Regions from separate parts of the Homo sapiens genome. Here region 1 is linked to region 2. Evidence: read pairs that join two places in POLR2A ChIA-PET (ENCODE). Cell type or tissue: endothelial cell of umbilical vein. All regions are shown on one strand. Links, peaks and the distances in the headings refer to the core of each region. The heading gives the core; the rest is flanking DNA.

The links. Peaks named below come from ENCODE experiments on the same cell type or tissue, not always from the same donor. Only the 100,000 strongest peaks of a DNase experiment are listed, where the experiment ranks them.
Region 1: POLR2A ChIA-PET joins it to region 2 with 5 read pairs; 7 of 35 experiments call an interaction of 5 or more read pairs at or near these places.

Annotation. Positions count from the first base shown.
Region 1 is chr7:22,684,404-22,689,793 of GRCh38, forward strand. No RefSeq gene overlaps it. Among named protein-coding and RNA genes, the nearest start is that of IL6, 40 kb to the right of the region's middle. In endothelial cell of umbilical vein, for the core only: no CTCF peak of the experiment used is centred there; no DNase peak of the experiment used is centred there.
Region 2 is chr7:22,624,839-22,630,228 of GRCh38, forward strand. No RefSeq gene overlaps it. Among named protein-coding and RNA genes, the nearest start is that of STEAP1B-AS1, 64 kb to the left of the region's middle. In endothelial cell of umbilical vein, for the core only: no CTCF peak of the experiment used is centred there; a DNase peak (open chromatin) is centred at 2,573.

The DNA of each region.
Region 1 (5,390 bases), core at 84-5,083, 59 kb after region 2:
AGGTTGGTCTTAAACTCCTGGGCTCAAGCAATTGCCCACCTTGGCCTCCCAAGGTGCTGGGATTACAGGCATGAGCCACTGCACCTGGCATCCTGTTGGTTTTAAACTTGTAAATAACTTTCAGATTTATCTACTTCTCTCTGACTCCACCACCAAGTCTCCACCACCTCCCATGTGGACAATAACTTTCTATCTGGTCTCAGGGCAAACTTACAACTAAACTATACTGTAGTAGGGTAAATGGAGTCCAAATATTTTAATGCTGTAAAGTGCAGAAGTATAATACTGTAAGGCTATTGAAAAATAATATTTTAAATTTTAAAACTTTTGTACTTACTAGATGTTTAGGCAACAAACTTACAAATGAACTGACCAAGTGTCAAATGATCAGAAAGAAGTCATTTCCCAGCCCCTACCAAAGAAGTAGAGTTGAAATGAGGGTGGAGGCCAATTGACCATGGTATTACATTCAATGTCATGTCATCGTGGGTGGAGTGTCCCCAAGTTTTTCTGTATCAAACAGGGTGTGATTCAAAAAGCATCATCATCACCATCATCACCATCATCATCATCACACCTGCTTTCCTGCACAGAATGTTCCTCAAAGTTTCCAAGTGACCCAGATGAAAACGAGAACCTGCACATGCCCAGAGAGGAAGCAGAAGCTTAACCAATCTGTGAAAAATTCGTCTAGGAATTCAGAAAACCTTTCGTAAATGACCATCTGGTTCAGGGGACACAGAATAGCAGAGTCAAGTGACACAAGAGGAGGAGACAGAAACTCCTAAAAGTCTGGCTGGGAGAAACTTGTCAAGCCCCGCATGGTCTTCTCATACTTTCAGGGGGCTCTTTCTTCTCTTCAGCTCTTCATCTTTCACTACCTTTCTCCTTGTTGGTCTTATCTGGGCAGAAATCCTTCTGATAAACCAAAGAATTAGAGACTAATTAAACCATCTCTTGGAATTGTGAAACAGGTCCATGTAATGAGGAAAAGTCTTCTCTAAGGGTAAATTTTAGGCTCTAAGACACTTGACCTGAGAATTATTTGGGAACCTGGAATTGCACCATCTAGGCATCTACTTGGTATAGTATCTGAATCAATTCATCAGTAACAGTCTCAGTTGTTCCAGTCCTTCTACACCTGGGCACTATGCTAGTGATTGATTTCACAGCTTCTTCTACATCCTGCTTTCCAGCTTGTATGCATTAAGGTACATTGTATTTGGAGATTTTTTAAAGATGTCTTTTGAAGTAAATGAAAATTCTCTTTCATGAGGCCCCACCAGGGCAAAAAACTTCTGCTGCCAGCATGTACTTGGGGCTGCTTTCCAAAAACTACAATAAAATCCATAATCTTAGAAATGGTGATAACTTTTATTTGATGTTTGAAACTATGGGACGGGTATAGGGAAGATAAACCCAACCTACCATATATGAGAAGATCAGTTCTCTAACAGGAAAACTGTAGTCTAATATAGCACATAAGTAAGACCACATAAATAATTAAAACCAAGTACTCAATCATTTTCACAGGTACTCAGTTCATGTCTACTTAATGCCACTAGAATAAATATGTCCTAGATATAAATGCAAAGCCTGTCTTCTCAACCAAACTGAAGATGTAGTGATTTATATACTTTATAATATAACCTGATAATAAGAAATACTTAATTTCTTTTAAAACTACCCAAATTTGTAGGCTTAAACCATGTGGAAAAGAGAGAATTTCAGATAAGAACTTACTTGAAGCAGCAATAAACAAAGAACAAAACATCAGAGAAACTCTTAATTACTTTTGAATAAAATGTGGGTCCTCGCAAAAGACTAAAAAAATTTATTCCTTCAACATCATAGATACTGACAGCAACATCTTATTCAATAAAAGATTTGCTTTTCCAACTCAGCCAGAACACCAGTTTCTTCTTCCTCAATTTAAACAAACTAAATAGGCTTGGTGATTAACCTAGGAGAACTGTTCCGTATAAGAATAGTGCCTTAGAACAACTAACAGGAGTGCCTTGTTGTATTAGCTCTGAGCAGAATTTCTATATTCCAAATAGTTATGAGATATGGTTGACTGATACAAAAACCACTATTTATCTGTGGTTCTCTTCTTTCTAAACTATACATCTCTGGACCCCATTTCACCCTCTTTGAATAGGAATTTCTGAAAGTAGATCCCAAGAATCTGTATTTTTAAAAGCACTCTAGGTGATTCTTGGATTCTTGTGTACATTAAAATTTGAGAGCTACTGAGTTAAGACTGTATATGTATACAGTCTTCATATTCCTCTTGGATTTCATAAAGTAATGAAATTTGTAACTTCTGTAGATATTGTAATCCTTATTTTCAAAAGAGGAAGCCAAATTCAGAATAATAGACAATTTGCCTAATCCCCAGTAACACAGCTGCCACATGACAGCAGTAACATTTGACCTAATTTTACTGATTTTTTTCTTGTGTTTTATGCACTGATAGAGGCTAAGTAACTTACCCAGGGTCACAGCTCTTAAGGGTATAGTAGGATTTGGGCCCAGGCAGTGTGGCTCCAGGCTGATAATCACTTCTGCCATGTTGCCCCAGAGTTAGTGGAGTTTATCTACCAACACAACAAAATAAGAAAAAGACAAACAAAATAGATAAAGCACAACAACTTAAAGAAGCAAATCACCAAAAAGTATATCTGACCATGAAACGCATGTAAATATATTCAGACTCATAAGCAAAGAAATGCTATATTAAACACTGAGCTACTACTTAATACCTATCAAGTTGACAAAAATTTTTGAAAGTTAAGTGCCCAGTCTTGGCCGTAATACTGAGAAATGGACCCTTGATTGCTGATGGGAAAGCAATCTGGTACCACCTTCTAGAAGGGCACTGTGGCAATGTCATCCAAAGTCTTAAAATGTGCCTACCCTTTGACCCTACGACTTCACTTCTAGGAATTTATACTGAAGAAAATGTCAAATGAGTGCAACGGTGTCTGTACAATCATACTCACTGCAATATTATATGATAGAAAAATAAAAATAATCTACATTTATAAAATTGAGCTAATAAAATCTATTAAGCTTAATAAAATAGTGTTGCAGAAAATGTTCTCGACATCAAAATATGGAGAGATGAATTTAACATATTGCCAAATTTAAAAATGTATAGAACATGCTGGGCGCGGTGGCTCACGCCTGTAATTCCAGCACTTTGGGAGGCCAAGGTTGGCGCATCACCTGAGGTCAGGAGTTCAAGACCAGCCTGGCCAACATGGTGAAACCTCGTCTCTACTAAAAAATACAAAAATTAGCAGGGCGTGGTGGCACACACCTGTAATCCCAGCTACTTGGGAGGCTGAGGCCAGAGAATCGTTTGAACCCCCGAGGCGGAGGTTGCAGTGAGCTGAGATGGCACCACTGCAATCCAGCCTGGGCAACAGAGTGAGACTCCGTCTCAAAAAAAAAAAAAAAAAAATGTGTAGAATAGGAAGCATGGTATGATAGCTCTTTCATAAAATAAATTTTAAAATGCCTAGAAAGATTAGATAGATAAATGAATGGATAAATATAGACATGCTAAAATAATAATAGTGGTGACTTCCAGGTACTAAGATTATGAATAGTTTTTCCCTTGTGCTTTTTGGTGTTTTCCAAATTTTTTCTGTTGAGCATGTTCTATAAATAGGGGGCCAACATTCGTTCTTAAGAAAAAGGGGGGAAGAAACCAGGAAGCATCTTTCCAGCCAAGGAATAGACAAAACACAGCATCAGATTGCTGGAGGGAAAGAGAACAGAACAGAACAAGCATGTAAATAAAGAGAGAAGGAGGAGTCCTTTCTCAGTAACAAGGGACAAACATTTGGCTTACTGCACACTCCTTTGATGAGAGGCTGTCTCTTTAGTAATGCAGCTGGCAAAAACTCTAAAAAAAACTTCGAAAGGGTGAGAATGAGATTTTTCATTCAAGAACTTGGCTGCCCCAACCCTGACTAGCACAGCACAAGAACAGGGCAGCATAAACACAGAAATGCAAGAAGAGATTTGAGCCAGGAGGAAAAGGAGGCAATTCTCATAACTATCTTTGAGCAAGAATTTGGTTCACCAGTGCCATAGTCAAGGAAGAATAGGAACTTGGTATCAGTACCCTACTGCAAATCATTAATAATGTATTATAGATAATTATGTGGAAGTTAACTGCAGAGTAAATTATATCAAGTTCTAATTCCACGGCATATGCTTCTTCAATCCCCCATGATCTTTCATGTTGCCTTCGGAGGTTAGGAATAGTGGCTCCTCTGCAAGTCTGGATGAGTTCTACCTGACATCACATCAACATTCTGGTGGCTGGATTCACAGACCTTCACAGAATGCTGCTTTAACAATGGAATGTTCTGGCCGGGTGCAGTGGCTCATGCCTGTAATCCCAGCACTTTGGGAGGCCGAGGCGGGTGGATCACGAGGTCAAGAGATCAAGACCATCCTGGCTAACACGGTGAAACCCCATCTCTACTAAAAATATGAAAAATTAGCTGGGCGTGGTGGCAGGCGCCTGTAGTCTCAGCTGCTCGGGAGGCTGAGGCAGGAGAATGACGTGAACCCAGGCGGCAGAGCTTGCAGTGAGCCGAGATTGAGCCACTGCACTCCAGCCTGGGGGACAGAGCAAGACTCTGCCTCAAAAAAAAAAAAAATGGAATTTTCTATCTCTGAGGGTTCTATAAGAAAAAAGATTCTGGCACAATGCCAGCACTCACTCATAAATTTTGTGTTTTGTTTGTTTGTTTTTGAGATGGAGTCTCACTGTGTCACCAAGGCTGGAGTGCAATGGTGCGATTCCAGCTCACCACAACCTCTGCTTTCCAGGTTCAAGCAATTCTCCTGTCTCAGCCTCCCGAGTAGCTGGGATTACAGGCACCCGCCACCACACCAGGCTAATTTTTGTATTTTCAGTAGAGACAGGGTTTCACCATGTTGGCCAGGCTGGTCTTGAACTCCTGACCTCAAGTGATCTGCCCGCCTTGGCTTCCCAAAGTGCTGGGATTACAAGTGTGAGATACCACACCTGACCTCCACTCATAAATTCTGTTGAATTTATATTGTAAGGCCTTTAAACAGGTGGTACTTTTGTCCTAATGGCTGGAGCTGAAGATTGGAGGTTGGAAGCAGGAGAGACAAAAAATAAAGTTTTGTAGTTATGACAGAACAACATCATCACCGTCCATTTCTACCACCAATTATGTTAAAATAATTAATGTTCCATTGCTAATTTCAACACCAAAGGAGGATAATTTGGGTGTCATATGGAGAGATAAGTCAGAACAGCGCTTTGACATCATTCACGAATGTAGAGGGGAAAAAATGCGTCACTGAAGAGGATTATTTTAGTTTGAAGAAACAGC
Region 2 (5,390 bases), core at 303-5,302:
TTCTCGAAAACCCTTAGCTACATGTTGGCTTCTTCTTGATATAACACAAAACAAACTACTCTCCTAAGTAAACCAAGAATATTAAAAACTTCTTTTTTTTTTTTTTTTTTTTTGAGTCAGGGTCTCACTCTTTTGCCCAGGCTGGAATGCAATGACGTAATCACAGCTCATTGCATCCTTGACTTCCCAGGCTCAAGTGATCTTTCCACCTCAGCCTCCCAAGTAGCTGGGACTACAGGCACAAGCCATCATGCCCAGCTAATTTTTATTTTTTTAAATCTTTTTGTAGAGATGGTGTCCCATTGTGTTGTCCAGGCTGGTCTTGAACTCCTGGCCTCACGCGATCCTCCCACCTCAGCCTTCCGAAGTACTATTACAGGTGTGAGCCACTGCGCCTGGTCAAAAAATTCTAATCCTTAAGAGAGTAACACAAAGCCCTAAGGTAAATTACCTTGTTTATTATAGAATAAAGGTAGACTTAAAGGCAGGTACTTTCTTCTCCTAGCTCGCATTGCATTTAGTATTCAGTATAACCTGCTATTTATAAAGTTATCCAAAGGCATCTTGGCATGAACCAAACCACACAGACAAGATAACATCACTTCCCTGGGAATTGCTAAGCTTCCTTTGGTCTCTCCCCTGTCAGCAGAGGCAGAGAGGTGCTGCCTCAATCCTAGCATACTGGAGACATGATTTTTCCACTGCAAGTTGCATCCTATTCCATAGCCACATGGGATCCTGACAACTGAGGACTAAAGTAGACAGTGAGCCTCTGAGCAAATTCACTGTTGATGGGCTTGTCACTAAAAATTCACTTCAGTTGTACAGAACCAAACCAAGTATTACAGGAGAAGGGATTTGCCTCGCAACCAGAAAATAGACGTTACTCTCCATACTAGCCTTAGAGATTCTCAGCACTGCAGGACAATAAACATGAGCAGGTTGGACTCCTTGCCTGATGTGAGAATTCCTCTGCAGCATCCTTGTCAAATTCTCATCTATTGGTAGAAGTAGAATTGCTGGGTAGAAGAAAAGCACATTATTACCTTTATCGGCACTAAGAAATCACACTCCGAAAAGGTTATAACAAGTTATACTCCCTTCAATTAGGTTTTACGTTGTCTCCTATTCTCACTAATACCAGACATTCAACATTATGAGATTATTTAGTTTTGTCAAATCTGATTTACCAAATAGTATATCTGCATATATGCATACCTATATCATATAGAGTGGGTATTTTAATTTTTTTTTTTTTTTTGAGATGGAGTCTTACTCTGTTGCACAGGCTGGAGTGCCACTGTGCCATCTCAGCTCACTGCAACCTCGGCCTCCTGAGTTCAAGTGATTCTCCTGCCTCAGCCTCCCAAGAAGCTGGGATTACACACACACCACCACCATACCCAGGTAATTTTCGTATTTTTGTAGATACGGGTTTCACCACATTGACCAGGCTGGTCTCAAACTCCTGACCTCAAGTAATCTGCCGGCCTTGGGCTCCCAAAGTGCTGGGATTACAGGCATGAGCCACCACACTCGGCCTAATTTGTATTATTGATATTAGCAGGTTTATTGCTAATTAGTGTTTCTTCTTTGAGTTTTTCTTTTTCCTTATTTTTTTCTGTATAAGCCTTTGATCTGCTATGTATGTTGCAAATTTTTCCCCATCTTTCTCACTTGTTCTTTAACTTTGTTCAGAGTATATTCTGTCATGTAAATATTTTAAATTTTCATGTGGTCAAATATGTTGGTCTTTTAGGATTTCTAGGTTTTACACTGTGCTTAGAAAGGCCTTTCCTATCTCATGATGATAAAAATACTCATTCTTCTGGAGTTTTGTTGTCATCTTTTTGCAAATCATTTATTCATCTAGATAGAGCCTGAATATAAAGATCTAACTTTTTTCTTTCCAAATAGTTTAAAAGACCTCTTATACCTCCATTCTCCAATCTGAATAGCTGAATGAATGAGAGAGTGAAAAATAGTACTGGCAATTAGTTGAATGGGCTCTTACTGTTTTTCACCACCGCCTCAGATCCAGGACAAAGGGAAGGGACTGAATTCCCATTCTGCAGAGGTTACACCTCCCTCCTTATTTTGTCATATCTTCCCTGAGTCTATATAATAATTAGTTAGCAAAATAACATAATTGGAAAAAAAGCTTCTCTGAGATGTGTAGATACTTTCTCAAATGTGCACTGACTAAGGTCTTATCATAATTTTCTTAAGGAACAACTCTCTTTCCATCCTAAATGCCAGACCAATGATATGATCTTTGGCAATGTACTCTGGAAGAAATAAAGTAGCATCTCATTCATTCCTTGCTGTCTTCAGATGACAGTCTATGGAGTATGGGTGTATTTGTAGGGGTGAAAGTGACAAAAAAGAAGGCAAGCCATATGAAGATTATATCTGCTTAAAATTGACACGTTTAAATTTCTGCAAAGATTCCAGACACTGTTTTAAGACAGCTGAAAAACCACTAAACTATTCTGCCCACATGCCCCAAATATTCTATCTCACCATAACCCTCTTGGATTTACACATACCAAAATGCTCAAGGGCCATTTCCTGAATTTCTGCCAAATGTTCCGATAACACTTCAGCTTAGATTAATTCAAATTCCAAGGAAAACACCAAAGTGATTTATGACAAGGAAAAAGAGATATTTAAACTAAAAACATAATCAACAGTAATTTACAAACTGAAGATAATTTTATGTCACTACTCAATTTTGGAAAAGCAACTCTTGTAGGAATTTCCCTTCTCTCCCCCAGTGTACAAATAGCCAGACTTTTCATGTGGACATCACTATTTACAGTAAATGGAAGACCTTGCATCTCACTTCTAAAAATAGGTAAGATACTCTATAAAAGGATATGTCTCACTTCAAATAATCCCTTTTACTTATTAAAACAGGTATTTATATTTTATCATATAGAGATTATTTCTTTATGGAGTTAAAAAATGGATGGCCAGGTACAGTGGCTCATGCCTATAATCCCAGCACTTTGGGAGGCCGAGGCAGGAGGATGACTTGAGCCCAGGAGTTTGAGATCAGCCTGGGCAACATAATAGAACCCCACCTCTACAAAATAAAATTTTTTAAAAAAAGATGGATGTGTCACTTAACTTTGTTGAAGCTGATCTAAAGTTACAGGTTGGGCTGAAAATTATAAAATTCTAATTTATTTGAAAAATGTTAAAGTATCAAGTTAGCTTTTATCTTTGTAAGGATATTATTGCATCCTTCATTATACTGAAAAAAATTTAAGCTCCTATATTATTTTACTCATGATAAAAAATGGCTACATCAAAACATATTGGCAAATATACATACTTTGATAGATTTTATTAAGCAGTGGTCTTTCACCAATGATTATACAGTCATGCATCACTTAACAACAATGGGGATACATTCTGGTAAATGCATTGTTAGATGATTTTGTCATTGTGCAAACATCATAGAGTGTACTTACACAAACCTAAAGGGTATATAGCCTACTACACACACCTAGGTTATGTGGTATAGCCTATTGCTCCTAGGCTACGAACCCATTCAGCATGTGACTGTACTGAATACTATAGGCAATTATAACACCATGGTAAGTATTTATGTATCAAAACATAGAAAAGGTACAGTAAAAATATGGTATTATAAACTTATGGGGCTACTGTCATATATGCAGCCTATCATTGACCAAAACATCATTATGCAGTGTATAACTATTTTTTTAAATTCTCACTCTTATTTCATCCAAGTAGTTAAATTCTTAATGAATTTTGTCCCCAAAATTTGTAAAAAAGAAAAATATAGGAAAACAGTTCAGCTTATAATAGCGGCAGCAGAGGAGAGGGTTATAGCTTAGAAACTGGAAAGAATAGTTCTGTTAAAACAAGCAAAAGCAAAAGACATTTAAGTTACCAAGCAACTATGACAGGAAGATTGTGAGGCTGAGTGAAAATGATTGTTTAGGGTATAGCTTTAAAAATCAGCTGGACTTGTCACCATTTAAAAATAGATTCCAAGCAAAATAATAAAAACCCTTATTTTACAGTTACTATCTAGTCCGAACATTAGTTGCGTTGGGCAGAATAACAGCCCCCAAAGATAATGTTCAGTTCCTACTTGCTGGAACTTGTGAATATATTACTTTATGTGGCAGAAGGGACTTTGCAGATGTGATTGAGGATCTTGAGATGGTGAGATTACAATTGATAGTAAATTATAATATTATCTGTATTATCTAGGCAGGCCAAATGTAATTAGAAGGGTCCTTCTAAGAAGGAGGTAAAAGGGTCCAAGTGAGAGATGTGTTGCTAGAAGCAGAGTGTCAGAGAGAGGTTTGAAGGTGTTACATTACTGGCTTAGAAAATGGAGGGAGGGGCTTTGAGCCAAGGAATGCAAGTGATTTCTAGAAGCCAGAAAGCAAGGAAATGGATTCTCCCCTGGAGCCTCCAGAGGGAATACAGCCCTGCCAACACCTTGACTTTAGCCCAGTGAAACTGATTTTGGACTTTTGACCTCCAGAACCATAAGACAATACATCTGTGTTTTGTTAATGCTGCTAAATTTGTACTAATTTGTTACAGTGGCAGTAGGATACTAATATATTAGCGTAGCCCAAGCCATCTGTGAAATGAATACATTTGCACTCATTTGAACAAGAGACCTCCATATGGGTGTCACATCTCTCTATGTGAAGAGCTTTATGGAACAGTATTCTGGACAGGTAAATGCACAGGGCTAGCAGCCTAGAGGAAGTGTGGAAGGAAAAGAGTTGGAGAAGAACTGATGGGTACAAGGGACCACATTTGCAGTAGAAAAGGCCCAAGGTAAGGGGATGAAGGTCACTGTCGGATACCAGTGCCTCTGCAATGAAGGTTTCAAGGTGAAGACCAACTCCAGTAAAGAGCTTGGTGGAGATCCTGGTCCCTATGCTCATTTTTAATTTTTTTTCTCTTTCTTAACCAGCCAACAACAAAACATTTAAATGTATTTGCTGCACTTACAAATGTCTCTAGAAATATGTAATGCATGATTTCAAAATGGGCCTGAACAGTTGTCTGAGTGGGAGACAAACACAATTAGTCTGCGTCCCACTGCCTGGTGAGGTGGCCTGCTGGGGATCCATGGGGGCAGGCTGGTGGAGAACTGAGCTCTTCTTTCTGGCAGTCATTGAACACTCATTGAGGCCAAATACTATCACCCCTGGCTCAGACAGGACCCAGGGCTATTAGGGGAGAACAGAATGGCAGGTGCCTGAGGCTTTGAGTAAGGAAGGAGGCGCTCACCCACCTGCATACTGTCGCTGAGTCAGGCTGCCCCAGAGTGCGGGAATCAAGGGCAACACATCTCTGCTGCTCCTGCCATCACATGTTCATCCCTC